Regions from separate parts of the Homo sapiens genome. Here region 2 is linked to region 1. A link is a contact called in ENCODE Hi-C or POLR2A ChIA-PET data. All regions are on one chromosome and are shown on one strand. The core of a region is the stretch at or near the end of the contact, and the rest is flanking DNA. Distances in the headings are between cores, read along the strand shown.

The links. Hi-C counts contacts between places; a loop is a spot of excess contacts on that map. ChIA-PET counts read pairs that join two places held with the same protein, here RNA polymerase II (POLR2A).
Region 2: a map with no recorded cell type shows a loop between it and region 1 (2.5-fold over the local background). The contact joins two enhancer-like sites. A Hi-C loop is called at or near these places in 1 of 37 single-sample maps with no recorded cell type. POLR2A ChIA-PET finds 5 or more read pairs at or near these places in 1 of 52 experiments (H1).

What each region holds. Positions count from the first base shown.
Region 1 is chr7:73,878,986-73,882,606 of GRCh38, reverse strand. No RefSeq gene overlaps it. Among named protein-coding and RNA genes, the nearest start is that of TMEM270, 20 kb to the right of the region's middle. Within about 2 kb of position 2,371, at least 11 of the 41 ENCODE cell types and tissues checked have a DNase peak (open chromatin) inside an H3K27ac peak, as active enhancers do.
Region 2 is chr7:74,139,912-74,143,414 of GRCh38, reverse strand. No RefSeq gene overlaps it. Among named protein-coding and RNA genes, the nearest start is that of EIF4H, 33 kb to the left of the region's middle. Within about 2 kb of position 1,539, at least 2 of the 41 ENCODE cell types and tissues checked have a DNase peak (open chromatin) inside an H3K27ac peak, as active enhancers do.

The DNA of each region.
Region 1 (3,621 bases), core at 1,122-3,621:
TGGCATGATCTCAGCTCACTGCAACCTCCGCCTCCCGGGTTCAAGCAATTTTCTCTTAGCCTGCTGGGTAGCTGGGATTACAGACACCCACCACCATGCCCAGCTTATTTTTGTATTTTAAAGCCCCTATGAACAATTCAAGATAGCCAGGCCTGGTGGCATGCACCTGTAGTCCCAGCTACTCTGAAGGCTGAGACAGGAGGATCGCTTGAGCCCAGGAATTCCAGGCTGCAGTGAGTTATAATTCCACCATTCAGTCCAGCCTGGGTGACAGAGTAAGACCCTGTCTCTAAAAAATAAATAAAAATTAAAAATTAAAAAAATTCAAGGCTCTGATAAGTCCTGCAAGATAATAGCCTGTCTGACTTTGTGTTTCCTAGGCTTCTTGGATCCAGAAGCTTTTCCCCCTCCCAAAGTAATAGTCAATGGAGCATCACTTGGGAAACACATCCAAAATGCAGAGGGCATCCTTCCAGAGTTCCGAGAAGGAAAAACAGGAGTTGGAGAAGCATCTTGCTAAAGAGGCATAGAAGGCAGGGGATACTGGAGATCCACGAAGGCTCAGCCTCTCTCAACCTCCAGGATCCCCCATCTCCAGAGCCACTGTCCCCAGAAAAGGTGTCATTGAGCAGAAACCTCAGAGGAGGGGAAAGATTCCTTAGCTGTCTAAGAGACAGCCTCAGGTAGGCTGGTGCGCCCAGCCAGCAAGGGAATGAGAGGCATCTCCCAGCATGCCCTGGGGAAGGTACAGCCTGGTCCTCTGGTTGGACTTGAATTCTCAGACCAGCTCATGTCTGTCTACACCTGACTCCCCAACTCTGCACAGTAGGACATATGACATCTGTCCCCCACCCCCCTCCCCTGATTCTGTCCTCTCCTAGGTCTTCTGCATCTGCCTAGGGTGTGAGATGACCTCCTAACCCCCCACCTTGGGGCTTGGAGGCTCCTGTCTTCTTTGGAGTGGAGGAGAGAGAAAAAACTCCTGCCTCAGCTCCCTCCCACCTGCGTAGACTCTTGGCTGCCTTCTGAAGCCAGACAATACAGGGAAATGTTTGCGCCCAAACAACTTTGCTGCATCAGGAACTGCTTGACCCTGCCCAGGAAAGTAAACTCCTAGAGCTCCACCCTTTTGCTCCCTCGGTCTGCAAACCAGGGATCAAAGCTGGAGGGGCAGCCCAGCAAGGGGTTATCAGAGCCAAAGGGGTCACAGGTGTCCCAAGGTGGGCAAGAGGGGAGAGCTCAGGGGTCGCCTCTCTCTAGGGACCCGGGCTTGCCTTCCTGGCTAATTCAGAAAAGGAGTTCTCTCCTTGACAGTGAAATATGCAAAAGCCAGATTGCCAGTATTTTTCTGGAGAGCTGTGGCTCTGAATTTAATCTGGTCTAAAGATAATGAAAACAGCACTTTGACTTGATTTGAAAAATGTATTAATTCATTCCACAAGCATTTGCTGCGCTTGGGTTCTGTGCCAAGCCTAGCGTTGGGCACTGGAGATCCAGTGTGGATCAGCTAAACGCTGCCCCGGAGAGACCCACGGTCTAATGGGGGAGAGAGACACACAAATGGAATCGGAGGGCAGGCGGCTCTGCTTGGTCCCCAGCTGAAGTTCCCCCTGGGAAATGCCAACCTTGGCTAAACTAAAGGCTCAGGAGATTGGCACACACATAGCTGGGACAGGTTAGGGGGCCTGTCACTAAATGCACCTGCAGCCATCTGGCCGCCCTACCATGGAAACTATAGGATCAGTGCATAGTTTCAAAACCGGACGTCCTGTCCTCATATTCGATAAAGACTCCAATGCCCTCCAGGGTCCCCTCCCGGCAGCCCTTCCCTTCCTCTCCGATGGGAAGTCCCTTTGCCAACCTCAACACAGCCCTGAGGTGATGAACATCAGCTGTGAGCCAACATTGAGAAAAGCAACACGGGGCAAGAGAAGATCGGCTTCTCCTGGCTCATGGGCACAAACACATTCACAAATATGTGGACACTCCCAGAGGATGACCTCCGGGCATTCCAGTGCATCGACCTTTGGGACATGTCAGCTTCCCATTTCCAGCAGCGGGCTGTGGAGGGGAGGGAGAACCAGTGATCCAGTGACTGCCTCCCCTGTCCAGGCTCCCAACTCAACCCTAGTGGAGCTTGGACAGCAACTCATCCTGTCTTAGCCTTTGGGGACATCAAGCACGGGGTGGAAGGGGCCAGGAAGATGGAGAGCAGGAGGCCAGGGGCGGCTAAGGTCAAGACAGTCAGTCTGTTTGTCATGGCCCCTCACGCCCACCTCGCCCGCATGCCAGAGACTGTGTGTTTTCGTCTTTTTCTTGGAGGGGGAGGGATGCGGCTCAGAGCCTTGAGTGATGAGTTAAGTGACAATGAATTTGAACCACATGGAGCCCGGGCTTAAGGGGAAAGTGTTTTGGTGAAATGCAGCTGGGATTTCATCAGCCCCCACCCCCCAGACGGTACAAAAATAGTCCAGGCCAGGCAGGCTGTGACCCACAGGCCTGGCCCAATTTCGCCAACCCCTGTCCTGGAGAAAAGCTCGGAGTGGCCTCTTTCCCTCGATCTGGGTTTCGTAATCTGCCTCTTTGTTTTGGTCGCTGGTTTGTTGATGGGCTGGGTTTGTCTGGGAGAATTTGCTCCCTCTGGAAGAGAGGGTGAAGCCAGGAGACCCTCTCTTACTGTTTGTCACAAGTCTCCTTGGGGCGTCAGGGAGGGGCCAGAGCTGGGCTTGCTGGCCCCAGGCGGGGTAAGAGTGACATGGTCACGGCTTGGGACCAAGACCAGCTCGGGAAGCCCTGCAGCTTTGGGGATGTGGGTGGGTCATGGGCACTGGGGCAAGAGGTGGGCTTCACTCAAGCAAAAGCTGAAAGGTCTATCACCCTCTCAAAGCCAGCTCCACCCTTCAGAGGGGGAAACTGAGGCAGAGGCAGGGTGTGAGTGATCCCAGGCACTGGAGTCTGTTAACAGCATGGAGGAGGCATCCGGAAGTGTTTGTGGGTTGAGAAAATGACAAAAGCCCTTTGCCCCAGTCCCTCTCAGCTGAGCCCAGGAAGGAAAGGAAGGCAGGGCTGCCTGAAACCCCCACCCCAGGGCACACCCGGAAGGTGGACAGGCCCCACCTCCCTGAGCTTCTGTCATACATCATCTCCTTCCCTCCTTCCCCATATGTGAATGGTGGTAGCCACCTCCCTGGGTTGGGATGAGGGGAGGTGACCCTAATCGTGCCCTTGCAGGCTGGTGGCAGCAGGACCCACAGGGCGGCAGCTCCCAGAGGGAAAGAGATGCACATGCTGTGAGGCCAGGGGCTGCTGGGACGGGGAGCGAGCTTGGGGTAACAGGGCCATTGATTTGACAGTCGAAAGTCACATCATCCAGGCTGGGCACAGTGGCTCACGCCTGTAATCCCAGCATTTTGGGAGGCCAAGGTGGGCAGATCCCCTGAGGCCAGGATTTCGAGGCCAGCTTGGCCAACATGGCAAAACCGTCTCTACCAAAAATATGAAAAATTAGGCGGGCATGGTGGCGGCACCTGCAATCCCAGCTACTCTGGAGGCTGAGGCAGTAGAATTGCTTGAATCAGGGAGGCGGAGGCTGCAGTGAGCCGAGATCACGCCATTGCACTC
Region 2 (3,503 bases), core at 290-2,789, 260 kb before region 1:
CTCAATTAAACTCCCTTAAATTTAATTTGGCTGAAGTTTTTCTTTTAACACATGTGAAAGGAGGGAAAAAGGAACAGTCAATTATGAATTCATCTTGTGCTAAATATATCTGTATTTTACACAAGATAAAGTAAACACAGAGTAGAGGAAGAAGTCAATTATGCTTTTGTCTTAGGGTGGGGGTAAGTATGATTTATTATTATTATTTTTTTCTGAGACAGAGTCTCACTTTGTCCCCCAGGCAGGAGTGCAGTAGTGTGATCTCAGCTCACTGCAACCTCCGCCTCCCGGGCTCAAGCAATTCTCCTGCCTCAGCCTCCTGAGTAGCTAGCATTACAGGTGTGTGCCACCACGCCCAGCTAATTTTTGTAGTTTTTAGTACAGACAGGGTTTCACCATGTTAGCCAGGCTGGTCTCGAACTCCTGACCTTGTGATCTGCCTACCTCAGCCTCCTAAAGTGCTGGGATTACAGGTGTGAGCCACCGCACCTGGCCTGGAAGTATGATTTAAAAAAAAGAAAAATATTGGCCGGACGCGGTGGCTCACACCTGTAATCCCAGCACTTTGGGAGGCCTAGGCGGACGGATGATGAGATCAGGAGATTGAGACCATCCTGGCTAACATGGTGAAACCCTGTCTCTACTAAAAATACAAAACATTTAGCCGGGCGTGGTGGCAGGCGCCTGTAGTCCCAGCTACTCGGGAGGCTGGGGCAGGAGAATGGCGTGAACCCGGGAGGCGGAGCTTGCAGTGAGCCAAGGTCGTGCCACTGCATTCCAGCCTGGGTGACAGGGCAAGACTCCACCTCAAAAAAAAAAAAAAATTATTGTTATTTTTTTGAGACAGAGTTTCACTCTTGTGGCCCAGGCTGGAATGCAATGGTGCAATCTTGGCTCACTGCAACCTCTGCCGCCTCAGCTCAAGTGATTCTCTTGCCTCAGCTTCCCAAGTAGCTGGAATTACAGGCATGTGCCACCATGCCTGTCTAATTTTTTGTCTATAGTAGAGACGGGGTTTCACCATGTTGGTCAGGCTGGTCACGAACTCGTGACCTCAGGTGATCCCTTGGCCTCTCAAAGTGTTGGGATTACAGCCGTAAGCCACCACGCCCGGCCATGATTTTTTTTTTTTTTTTTTTTTTTGAGACAGGGTCTTATTCTGTTGCTCAGGTTGGAGTGCAGCGGTGCGATCACACCTCACTAGAGCCTCGACCTCCTGAGCTTAAGCAATACTCCCAATGCAGCCTCCTGAGTAGCTGGTACTACAGGTGTGCACTACCACACCAGGCTAATTTAAAATCTTTTCCGTAGAGACAGCCTCTCACTGGGTTGCCCAGGGTGATCTCCAACCCCTGAGCTCCAGCAATTCTCTCACCCCAGCCTCCCAAAGTGTTGGAATTACAGGTGTGAGCCCCCATGCCTGGCCAGATTTCTATTTTTTTATTTGTCCTGTACCTGTGAAGGTAAGCTGAATTTACATGGTCAGGGTGAGGGAAGCCACCTGTGGAGATACGTGGCATTCAATCTTGCAGCTATCTGGTTAGGAACAAAAGAAAATGCAGTTTCCTGTATGACTCAGTTCCTAAGCTTAGCTTTTTGCCCTTTGACATAGTGAGTTTGGGGTCTGGTGATTTTATTTTTCTTTCACACTGTTACTGGAAAGGAGTCCCAATCAAGACCCCAAGAGAGGGTTCTTTTTTAATCTTTTTTTTTTTTTTTTTTTTTTGAGACAGGGTCTCACTCTATTGCCCAAGCTGGACTGCAGTGGCGCCCTCTGCCTCCCGGGTTCAAGTGATTCTCCTGCCTCAGCCTCCTGAGTAGCTGGGATTACAGGCACGTGCCACCACGCCCGGCTAATTTTCTTGTATTTTTAGTAGAGACAGGGTTTCCCCATGTTGGTCAGGCTGGTCTCAAACTCCTGACCTCATGATCCACCTGCCTCGGCCTCCCAAAGTGCTGGGATTACAGGCGTGAGCCACCACACCCAGCCAAGAGAGAGTTCTTGAATCTCACGCAAGAAACAATTCCAGGCGAGTCCATGGAGTAAAGTGGAAGCAAGTATATTAAGAAAGTAAAGGAATAGGCTGGGCACAGTGGCTCACACCTGTAATCCCAGCACTTTGATAGGCCAAGGTGGGCGGATCATTTGAGATTGGGAGTTCAAGACCAGACTAGCCAACATGGTGAAACCCTGTCTCCACTAAAAAATACAAAAACTAGCTGGGCGTGGTGACATACGCCTGTAATCCCAGCTACTTGGGAGGCTGAGGCAGGAGAATCGCTTGAGCTGGGGAGGTAGAGGTTGCAGTGAGCCAAGATTGCACCACTGCACTCCAGCCTGGATGACAAAGTGAGACTCCATCTCACAAAAAAAAAAAAAAAAAAGAAAGTAAAGGAACAAAGAATGTCTACTCCATAGGCAGAGCATCCCCTAAGGTTGCTGGCTGGATATTTTTTATAGTTATCTCTTGATTACATGCCCAACAAGGGTGGATTATTCATGAATTTTCTGGGAAAGGCACGGGCAATTCCTGGAACTGAGGGTTCCTCCCCACTTTTTTTTGAGACAGAGTCTTGCTCTGCCACCCAGGCTGGAGTGCAATGGTGCAATCTCAGCTCACTGCTACCTCTGCCTCCTGGGTCCAAGCAATTCTCCTGCCTCAGCCTCTGGAGTAGCTGGGATTACAGGCGCCCGCCACCATGCCCAGCTAATTTTTGTATTTTTAGTAGAGACAGGGTTTCACATCTTGGCCAGGCTGGTCTTGAACTCTTGACCTTGCAATCCACCTGCCTTGGCCTCCCAAAGTGCTGGGATTACAGGCATGAGCCACTGCGCCCGGCCGGTTCCTCCCCTTTTTAGACAATATAGGGTAACTTCCTGATGTTGCCACGGCATTTCTAAACTGTCATGGCACTGATGGGAGTGTCTTTAGCATGCTAATATATTATAATTAGCACATAATGAGCAGTGAGGACGACCAGAGGTCACTTTCTTTCTATTTTTTGAGATGGAGTTTCACTCTTGTCATCCAGGCTAGAATGCAATGGCACGATCTTGGCTCACTGCAACCTCCGCCTCCCGGGTTCAAGCAATTCTCCTGCCTCAGCCTCCTGAGTAGCTGGGATTACAAGCATGTGCCACCACGCCCAGCTAATTTTTTGTATTTTTAGTAGAGACGGAGTTTCTCCATGTTGGTCAGGCTGGTCTCAAACTCCTGGCCTCAGGTGATCCGCCCGCCTGGGCCTCCCAAAGTGCTGGGATTATAGGCGTTGAGCCACCGCACCCAGCCTACCAGAGGTCACTTTCATCGCCACCTTGGTTTTGGTGGGTTTTGGCCGGCTTCTTTGCTGCAACCTGTTTTATCAGCAAGGTTTTTTGTCACCTATGTCTTGTGCCACCCTCCTGTGTCATCCTGTGACTGGGAATGCCTCACCTCCTGGGAAAGTAGCTCAGTGGTGATGCAGGGTTTTTCTAGGCACCTTCGCTGGACTCATGGAAGGGA